2 separate regions of the Homo sapiens genome follow, and region 1 is linked to region 2. A link is a loop called in an ENCODE intact Hi-C map of the cell type or tissue named here. Cell type or tissue: heart left ventricle. All regions are shown on one strand. Links, peaks and the distances in the headings refer to the core of each region. The heading gives the core; the rest is flanking DNA. Region 1 has its middle 85 kb from the start of NOG. Region 2 has its middle 95 kb from the start of PCTP.

Evidence for each region. Peaks named below come from ENCODE experiments on the same cell type or tissue, not always from the same donor. Only the 100,000 strongest peaks of a DNase experiment are listed, where the experiment ranks them.
Region 1: it touches region 2 in a loop (7-fold over the local background); 2 of 110 quality-filtered maps call a loop at or near these places.

What each region holds. Positions count from the first base shown.
Region 1 is chr17:56,676,437-56,681,815 of GRCh38, forward strand. No RefSeq gene overlaps it. Among named protein-coding and RNA genes, the nearest start is that of NOG, 85 kb to the left of the region's middle. In heart left ventricle, for the core only: a CTCF peak has its summit at 2,916 (motif pointing left); no DNase peak of the experiment used is centred there; H3K4me3 peaks cover 720 bases; H3K27me3 peaks cover 4,764 bases.
Region 2 is chr17:55,843,267-55,848,645 of GRCh38, forward strand. It overlaps a transcript of PCTP not described here. Among named protein-coding and RNA genes, the nearest start is that of PCTP, 95 kb to the left of the region's middle. In heart left ventricle, for the core only: a CTCF peak has its summit at 2,203; a DNase peak (open chromatin) is centred at 2,205; H3K4me3 peaks cover 365 bases.

The DNA of each region.
Region 1 (5,379 bases), core at 289-5,288, 830 kb after region 2:
CTGCTCATGATGACTTGCAGCCAGCATGTCAATCAGTAAAGGCTCTGATGAGATGTGTATATGCTGGGGGGATGGTTTGGGTTACCAGAACCTCCACAATATGCTGCCCTCACTAACCACAGCCAGAAGGTTTCCAAGCAAAACACAGATAGTGCCCACCTCATCTGTGTCAACTTCCCTGTTTAATTCATGCTTATCTCTTTAAACCCCTTCCCTTTGCAGAAGAGAAACAGATTCAAAGGCATGAGATGACTTGATCAAAGTCAGGGAGACAGAGGCAGAACTTGAGCACAGAACTCTTCACCCCCAGTCCTCTGCTCCTCATCTCCTCTGTAGTTATGCATGCAATTTTTACAGATGCATGCACTGTTTATTCATTCCTTTCTTCCCATGTTCACTCATTCATCAGAAGCCCAAGACTGGACCAATTGTAGACCTTAGAGGTGGAAGTCAGGGCAGTTCAGGTCTTTATGTTGACAATCTCAACTGGGGTAATAGAGAAACACTTATGCTGTTCTTGTCCAAAGATAGCTATGAATCAGCCTTTCTAGCTAGTCTGGCACCCAGTGGTTTATGTCCTGGTGCTGCCACAGGGTGGCTTTCTGGATTTGGTTAGCAGAGAAGAACCTCTCTTCTAAGAGTCTTCAGAGAAAGCGACCAAGTTTGTCCTATCCAAGTATTTGGGATAGTATAGTATAGGTCTGGTTGCTGCATGCAATTTTCCAAGCAGGACACCTCTCCATGCTTGAACTCTGGATAAGACAATTCCAGAGCCCCTTCAGGGCTACCGCTAGGGCTGTCTCAAACTGGATCACTCCCTTGTTTAGGACCCCACTGTAGCTAGTGCATAAGCATTCTTAGGCTTACACATTGCAACTTAGCAGGGTACTTGTCAGTTCTCCCCAGATAGCTCTCTCCTTACTTTACCGTTGAGTATAAATTCTTTAGGGTCAGGTACCAATTTTAATCATCTTTATGTTCCTAGCACATAGCACAGTGCCAGCATCACAGGTGCTCAATAAATGATCAATAAATTAAATTACAATTACTCAGCTAAATAAGAGCCAAGAGAGTAGAAAGTACTTTCTTCGCATATGAAGAGGCAAGGACTTATTGAATCTGGCACCTCAAAGGGTATCGGGACCTAAAAGTGAACAGGGACTACACAGTTAAGTCTAAGAGGGGGAAGTCAAACAAGTGAATGGACAAATACACATCACAGAACAAGGGTATCTAGCCCAACTGGGGAGGTGGAAACATGGATTGAAGCATTTATTCTACCTTTAGAAGTTATTGCACCTCTGCTTTTCACTAGTCACAGAACAGGTCACTCTGACTCATCTATTCTCTCCCTCCTCCTCAACCTGATCAATAGCATCCAGTTGCAGGTAGACCACCTAGGTGTGGAGGTGAAGCCAGGAAATGCAGCTCCTCCTCATCCAATGAAACAGGCCCAGTCAATAACCAGCATAAGATCTAACAGCCGGGAATATTTGTTTGTACAATCAGTCTGGGGCTCAAACCCACAAGTGTAACTGGGAAAATGCCCTAGCCTAGTAGTCTGCCCATCCCCAGGACAGATGCCTAAGGATGGGTAGTCTGTGTTTTGCACAAAGATACCTAGTGGCAAGGTTAAGCAGGGGTAGAAATCCAACCTGCGTTTTAATTGACAAGCCATGTGCCTGACTCAAGGCTGTGTCAGCTCAAGAAAGGCACTATCAGCCTGGCCAAGCTCTGCCCTTATTTCCAGAGGGGGCACGTTGTACTTAAGGATACCCCGTAGGCTGGCAGAGGCCCTGTCTGTGTCACAGCAAAGCAGCTGGTTGGCTGGGGGTGGGATAGAAGGCAACAGCATAAACCAGACAACGGCACCTTCCCAAGCTGGAGAGCTTGGTAGGAGGCCTGGGTGAAGCACCCATGCCAAAGGAACTGAGCTGCAGTGTTCAAAACCCGACTGAGCTGCACTGTGTGCGCACTGAGGGCAGCGCAGGGGGGAATTCAACTCCACCTCAGATATTTCTTATCACGCACACCTCACGGTTAGCTCTGAGCTAAAAACACCGCCTCTAGCCTGGGACAAACCTGAACCTGACCCACACCACCACACCCCCCACCCCCCAAGCCTCTGGCTACCTTCTCCTTTCTAAAAAAATAACCCCCCAGGAAGCGCTCCACGTGCTGCTGGTGCGAGCGCCGGCGCGGCGCACTAAATCATCGCTGGCGTCCACATTTCAAAGCGGAGCCGGAGGAGTGCCGGTGATTTCTGGGTGCCACACCGATCACTCCCAAGCTCTGATCTATGGATTGTTTTGATTTCCTCCTTTGAACTCTTCCTATCCCGCTCCAGCGGCAGACAGAGATACTGAATTAAGCGACAGACAAGTTGGAGACAATGAGCGCCGGGGGCCCCCTCCCTCCCCCGGCTCCCCTCCCCCCTCCTCCCCGAAATTTGCAGACATCTGCTAGCTGGAGCCCAGCGTTGGAGTCATAAAGAAGAGCTGGCAGGAGAGTGATGTACAGCCCTGGGCCCTCCCGAGTGACTGGCGTTAACCTCCAACGGAGAGACGCTCACCCCGTTTACGACGGAGCCCTTTGTTTTACACCACTCAGCAGAGGTGCCTTGGCCATACTGAAGATTTAACCAAATTATAATGAATGATCCTCAGCAGCGCTGTGCCCCTAATTAGAACAAGTCGCACAGACATATTGTCTCCCTGATTTCCTCTGTTCCATTTCTCGCACTCTCTTTCTCTGCTCAGGACACATGGGCCCCATTAAACATTCTAGTATTTAATGTGGTTCCTTTAAATTACTTCTCAAGTTTTCGAGTTCCATTTAGAATTGGATTTTACTCTTTGGACTGTGTTTTTGATTTGGGGCTTTGTACGTTTCGTAACCGCTCTTTTTCTCCACCTAGTGGAGATTTTGGACACCACTTAGTAATACACGCGGCTGCAGGACAGGCAGCCAAGCCTCTGCGGATTGGAAGGTGGTCCACTGGGACCCTCCATTCACTGGAGACTTCTTTTGCACTTCTCCTGGAGGAGAAAGAAGAACTTGATGCAAACATAGGCTGACATTGTCGATTTTATGACCCTCGGTCTGATCACCTCATCCCCATCACAATTAAAGGGGTGAGGACTTTCTAGGTGTATCATAATTTATACTTTTGCTATAAGAGGGAAAAACACTTTCCTTGGCCCATCCTGGAGGTCAGTGTAAAAAGAATATATATTTGAATTCACTTAAGATGATCATGGCCTCAACTCTGTAGAATCCATGTTCTGGAGAAAAGGAGTTTTCGCCTTTAACAAAGCAGATATGAAGACTTACACTTTTTACAGAGGTTGGCAACAAAGACAAATCAAAAGCATGCATCAGGCAGCCCAGTAAGCTGAAATTCTGTCTTTCTTGGTAACTTGTATGTATAAATTTTACCCTATGTGTCTGGATTTAGAAGCACTACATACACACACCCACACCCAGATAGGGATCTAGAGGGAGAGCACTGAAGAGATTCCAGGGGAAGATAGCATCAACCACAGCCGCTGGCTGGGTCTGTGTGAAGACGGATTCCACACCCTTCCTGGGTTCATAAGCAGCAACTAAGAGTTCCTTAGATTAGGAATATTCTGGGGGAAGCCTCTGAGTTGGAAGGGTTTTTTAGATACTCTGGTTCCCCCTACCCCCGCCACCCTATGCCAGGAAGCTCTCTAATACATGCCGGCAGATGTCCACGTGGTCTCTGAAGACAAGACACCTCAACCCCCCAAGACAGCCTGGGGCATCTGAGAGTTGCTCCAAGGCATGCAGTGGAGCCAGAAAGGCAGAAACCCTGAGAATCCATTTGTGCAATCTTGGGGAAGGCATTCAATGTCTGTGATATCTCACTCATTCAACAAGTATTTACCAGGTCATGGTCTAGGTGCTGAAGATACAGCAGGATGCAATTTCTTGATCGTTCCAATTACCTGGATCCATAGCATGGAAATAATAGCTCACCTTACAAATGGGCTCCTGCTTTTGACACTTGTAAGTGGTATACAACTGACACTATTTCTCTTGATTATAATGATCAGAAAGGTTGTCTTTATTTACAGGAAGGTGTATTCCCTATATCTTGCACCCTTTGGTTTTAGTTCTACCTCAGCTTCTTCCTCAATGGCATGCATCTCTCTCACAAATCCTGTTTGCATTTCCAGGCAGAATGTTCTCTGATCCTTCAGCCTCTCCTCACACCACATAATTTCTTGAACTTTCTTCATCTTAAGCAGTCTATCTCTGAGCACACTCTGATTCATCAATGCCATTCCCAAAATCTGATGCCCCAAATTGAATATGATACTCCAGATATCATCTGACTAAAAATATAATGAGAACACTCCTTCCCATGAGTACAGAAGATTTCTCTGAATACTTCTGTCTCTTGTTGCATTGGATTGTTAGCAATCATATCACACTCTTGGCTTATTCTGAGCTGGTGGTCATGGAAAAGCCTCAGATATTTTTCACGTGATTTCCTGCCAAGGCGATGAGCCCTCCTCTGGTTTTTTTGTCGCTTGTTTTTTGCATGTAAATGCCAGACTTTCCATTCAGGCCTGTTCAGTTGTGTCTTATTGTTTTTGACCCAACATTCCAACCTGTCAGGACCACTCTGGGCCCTCATTCTGTCACCTCTGGTATTAACTCTCCCTCTCAGATGTGTGACATCTACACCTTTGATCAGTTTGCCTCCTGAATTTTCATCTAATGATAAATCAGACAGGATCAAGGTTAGAGCTGCTGGCACTTTGTAAGAAACCTCCTTGAAGGTTGATATCCATTGTCATGAGTTGGACCCATGCACCTTCAAGAAGCAAGGAGCAGGAACCTGGAGCAGGACTCTATGCACACCCACTCCTATGACTTCCTTTGACTTCCCTCTGATCCCGCCTTCCTCTTCCTCCCTCCTGAAATCCATGTCTTTGTCTGCATCCTCCTCTCTAGGTCTTCTCCATGATCTTTCTCACTTCTACCCCCATCCTGTGTCCACCTGATCCACGCTGCTTAACCCTTGGTCCCTGGGTGACAGGTCTGGGGTTTGCTGGCACTAGTCCTGCCCATTTCTAGACTATTTCACCCAGAGTGTCAGACTTTCGCTCCCAGCCAAGCCCTTGGCCCAGGCCAATGTGTGACTTCTCTCCCTACCACCCTGATGGGGCTCAGCACCTGGTCTGTGACATCCATTCAATACTCAACACTCTTTGGATTCAGCTGTTGAGACAGCTGCAAATACACAAAACCACTGCTCTCATCCAACCCACATTTCACCATCTTAACCACAAGGAAACCATGAGAGAAACTGTTAACCCTAAGCTGAAATCAAGACCTGCAATGTTT
Region 2 (5,379 bases), core at 259-5,258:
TTAAAATGTTTTCTGATTATGTTTAAGGATGATTGCACTGCATGAAATCCTTCAGAGGCCTCACACTTCTTTTAGGATAAGATTCAAATGGCTTATGAAGCACTAGGAAGTCTTTTTGATCTGCCCCCCTCCCCATCTACCTCTCCAGACTCATCCTGTGCCACTGTCCCACAGGCATCCTTCCTGCTGCCAGAACAACTTTATGCAGTTCCACGAATAAACCGTGGTGTTTCATGCGGCAGTGTCTTTGCTCGTGATAGTTCCTTTGTCTAGAACATTCTTCCTGCCCTCACTCACCGGACTGGATTTATCTCTTCCTCCGCATAGTTCTTCTAACCTTTCTTTCTCAGTCAGACTGAATAGGGATCTGAGTCCCATAAGACCCCAGGCAAACCTCTCGCATGACTCTTACCAGCTTGAAATGTTAACAGTTGCTCTTTTTGTTTCTTATGCCAAAGACTAAGAATTTCTTGAGAGTAAAATTGAAATGATCTCTTACCCCAGCTTCCAGAATAGAGTAATAGTTCTTAGTATATATAGTGGCTCAATGTATATGTGTGTATATGAAATTAAATTGAAGCACTGAAGGTCTCAAATATTGCAATATCCACAAGGTAATGAATCTGGGAACTTTCTGGCAATCATTACACTAATGTCAGTGACAGAGATGGAGCTCAGAAAGTTATAACTATTATTTTAAGAAGCAATTTTCCAAGGTCAGCAGTTTACCATGAGAGCCTACTGACTTTCTCCCTAACCCACAGGAGACAGATTTGAGAGAGGAAGCGATAAATGGCTTTTCAATTCCATTTACTTCCACAGTTTTTAAACGCTACATCCCCACTGTCTTCATATAAACTCCAACCAGCATAGACATCGTATTATAAATGGAATTATCACCTTGTAACATGGCAGAATAGTTTGTCTTTGATCTAAGATGGACCAGCTAACAACTCTATCTGTGCAAGGCCATTTTGTGTGCAAATTAGAAAGCAGGTGGAATCTGTGTAATTATAGGACACACATCTGGACCTGGCTCCTTTCTTTATGCATCCATTCCATTTGCCCAGGCTCTGGGTCCCCAGCACTGTGTCCTGTGCAAAGCTGACCTCCATTGCTACACTACTGCTTGTCCAAACTTTCCCATCTTGAGGCTCTTTTCAGTGCTTCTGATTCGCCAATCTATTGAACTAATTCCTGTTAAGCTGCCAGTGCCATAGATTCATAGAAGCTTAGAGTTTTAACCCTTGAGGTCAAATGCAGGACCTTCATTTTACAGAGGAGAAATAGAAGATCTGGAGAAGGGGAGGTAGCCAGCCCAAATTCATACCGCGGACAGGCAGAATTATCATTTAGGTTCTCCCTGACATTCCAGTATAGACTCACCGACATAGAATCTAATCCCTGCTCAGCCATTTACTGATATAATTATGGAAAACTTGCTGAAACTCTCAAAGTCTCTGTCCTTGTCCTCTGTAAAATCCAGAAAATGGTAACTTCCACCTCACAGGGTTGTTATAAAGGTTAAATAACAATATATAGACCAGGCGCGGTGGCTCACGCCTAAAATCCCAGCACTTTGGGAGCCCGAGGCGGGTGATCACCTCAGGTCAGGATTGGAGACCAGCCTGACCAACATGGTGAAACCCTGTCTCTACTAGATACAAAAAATTAGCCGGGCTTGGTGGCACATACCTGTAATCCCAGCTACTCGGGAGGCTGAGGCAGGAGAATCCCTTGAACCCGGGAGGCGGAGGTTGCAGTGAACCAAGAATGCGCCATTGCACTCCAGCCTGGGCAACAAGGCCAAAACTCCATCAAAAAAAAAAAAAAAAAAAAAAAAAAAAGACATCTAACACGGTTTTAGCACAGCTTCTGACGTGCACTAAACATTTAATAAATGCTGAACAACTTGGAGCAGGATCTTAGAGGAGATGCTTTAGAGCAGGGTTCCCTTTTAGCCTTCAGCTCAGCCAATAGGTGTTTATTTTGACCACTTCCAGTAATGCACTTTGCTCATAGGTCTTTCAAGATAAACGGAACGTCCCTAATAATTAATGTTTTGGTTATGTGCCCACTTGAGAAGAGATACCACTTCAGCCTCTTCCGTCTCCGTGGTGCAGCCAGGCCCTAGCGTCTCTCCATCCCCGTTCCCCGCGGGCTCCCAGGACGGCGTCCGCGGGCCTCAGCGACTCTGCGGAGGGTTTCCGCGGGATGCTCAAGGGGGCAGTGTGGTCCTGCCGAAGAGGGCCGCCTCGCCTCGAGGAACGCCTTGGCCATTTTCACAGGAAAATGTTTACCCTGGAAATTAAATTATATTTGGGATTTTGGGTTTCCCCTCCCCCACCCCGCCGTGGGAGGTTTCGGAAAGTTACTGTGGTGCCCAGCGCAGTCAGAGGCCTGTCAGCATTTCAGCTCCGCGCGGCGGGCCCTGCGGCCTCCTTCAGCACCTGGGACCCCCGGGACCCCGGGCGTGTGAGGGCCGAGCCCCCCCGTGAGGCCCCTGGCTCCGCACCAGCCCAGCAACACCCCCTCCCCCCATTCTCCCATCTTTAGCCACTTTTGGATCAACAGCTTAGGATGAATTTCAAACTTAAGTTGGATGGTTTGAGAGGGTTGGGGTGTGTGTGTGTGTGTGTGTGTGTGTGTGTGTGTGTGTGTATGTGTGTGTGTTCCCAAATATTACTGAGAAAGTGCTCTTGAAATGCGCCCTGTGTATCCATGGATTCATGCATATTCATAGCCTGTTCCTCTCTGTAGGTTCAGGTTTTTCTTTTCTGTCAAACGAGGCATTAAGTAAATTCTAAGGTCTCCTGCATCTCTGACATTCCAGAGTTCTAGATATATAAGAATAGAGAGGAATCTGTGAAAAAGTCCAACCCTGGGGAACTCCTTCCTTTCTCTGTGGCTTTACACAGTGAAACCATCACCCAATGCTCTTGATAACTTAAAGATGAAAATTTCCTGTTCTCCAGATATCCTGCTCAATTCACCCATCATGTACCACCAAATATAGATTCACTGCACTTTGTCCTGTGTCAGGGACAGGGGTGGCTTCTGCACATAAAGTGGTGAAGAAAACAGGTACACTCCCTGCTCTAATGGGCCTTGAGGATTCGTGGGGATATCGCTGCTACATCAATAATCACACATAAAGGGGGTGAAATTACAAGTAGAGGTGAGCGCTTTGCAGGAAAAGTAAAGGGTAAGATAAAGTGTAAAGAGGATCTAATTTAGCATTAGGGGTCAGGGAAAGGGGAAATGATCTTCTAGCTAAGATATGAAGGACAGGTGGAAGGTGGCCAAGCAGTGTCTGTGTGGTACATCATGTGTAAGAACCAAATTACTGCCATAGAATGGCTGTTTGAGAGTGATAAACCCCCTCTTTTGGCATCCAAGGAAGAAATTAAGTCACTCTAATTCTCAGAGAACACTTATAGCAAAGTCCATGATAGTTCTTATAGGTAGTTATATTGTCAAAGATTCAGAGCCTCTCACAGTGAGAAGAAACCTCAGAGGTCACCTGACTCAAATCTGTTCTGATTTAAAAATCTCCTTCAAAATATGCTATACAATTATCAAGATTCTGCCAGGAGTCTCAGCTACTCAAGAGTCATTTTTCCCACTCTTGACAAGTCATTTTCCTGCCATTGAGTTCTTAGATTCCCATTACTTAGATTTTCCTTGCTAGACTGTAAATTCCATAGGGCAGGAATTTTGTCTTCTTTGTTCAATGGTGTTATCTCAAGTGTCATGAACAGTGATTGCCATGTAGTAGCCTTTCAAAGCACATTTATTGAATGAATTCACTGAGACTAAAATAGGCCTCCCTAGATTTTTGCTCACTGGCCTTAGTTCTGCCCTCTAGAACAACAAAGAACAAACCTAACATCTTATGTAAGGACAGTCTTATGGTCATTTAAAAATAGCCATCATTTTCTGGTTATTCTCTTCTCTCTGTTAAATACTTCCAAGTATGTAGTTTTGAAACTCTCAACATTTTGATCACTATTTGGGATTCAATCTGACATGACCAGTCACCTGATGTGTTTTGGCTCCATGGCCCTACCCAAATTTCATCTTGCTTGTAATCCCCAGGTATTGAGGGAGGGACTTGGTGAGAAGTGATTGGATCAGGGGGGCGTTTCCCCTATATGTTGTTCTGGTGATAGTGAGTGAGTTCTCAGGAGAGGTGACGGTTTTAAGTGTGGCATTTCCTCACTCTTTCTCTCTCTGTCTCCTGCTGCCATGTAAGACATGCTTTGCTTCCTCTTTGCCTTCCACCATGATTGTAAGTTTCCTGAGGCCTCCTCAGCCATGTGGAACTGTGAGTCAGTTAAACCTCCTTTCTTTATAAATTACCTAGTCTCTGGTAGTGTAAGTTCCAGTCTGAAAGCTGGCAGTCTAAAGACTCAAGAAGAGGTGATGTTTCAGTTTGAGTCCAAAGACTAATGTCTCTGTTCAAAGCAGTCAGACAGGAAGAGTTCCCCCTTGTTCAAGGGGGGGTCAGCCTTTTTGTTCTGTTCAGGTCTTCACCTATTGGATGATGTCTATCCATATTAAAACAGAGGGCAATCTACTGTTCAGTCTACCAATTCAAATGTTAATCTCATCTCCAAATAGCCATATCCAGAATAATGTTTTTTGTTTTTGTTTTTGTTTTTGTTTTTTTTTGAGACAGAGCCTCACTCTGTCTCCCAGGCTGGAGTTCAGTGGTGAGATTTCAGCTTACTGCAACCTCCACCTCCCAGGTTCAAGCAATTCTCATGCTTCAGCCTCCTGAGTTGCTGGGACTACAGGTGCATGCCACCACACCCGGCTAATTTTTGCATTTTCTTAGTAGAGACAGGGTTTCGCCATGTTGGCCAGGCTGCTCCTGAACTCTTGACCTCCTCAGCCTCCCCAGTTGCTGAGATTACAGGCGTGAGCCACCGTGCCAGGCCCAGAATAATGTTTGATCAACTATCTGAGCAACCTGCAGCCTAGTCAAGTTGACACATAAAATTAACCATCATATTACCTATCAGACTATCAAAGAAAAGTGTGTGTAAGGAAGCTTTGAAGAATTAACTTACAGTGAGAGATAGTACCTCATAGGTGAGAAGTAGCTAGTGGCATCTTCTGGGAGGAGGGTAATTGGTTGGGTTTGTATACAGGCAGAGGGAGAAGAAAGTTTTACCCTTACTAGGTCCAGAGGAACCTGTGGAACTAATGGCAATCATGAGAGCAGATGGGACAGATTACATTCAGAAAAACTCCTCATGCACTAATAATTTGCTTGAATAATTATTCTTTCTAATACTTACCCCCTCCACAATTTTGCTGTGAACTGGCAGTGAAGGCAGGACCAAAACCCAGAAAGAACTTATTCACTCTCAA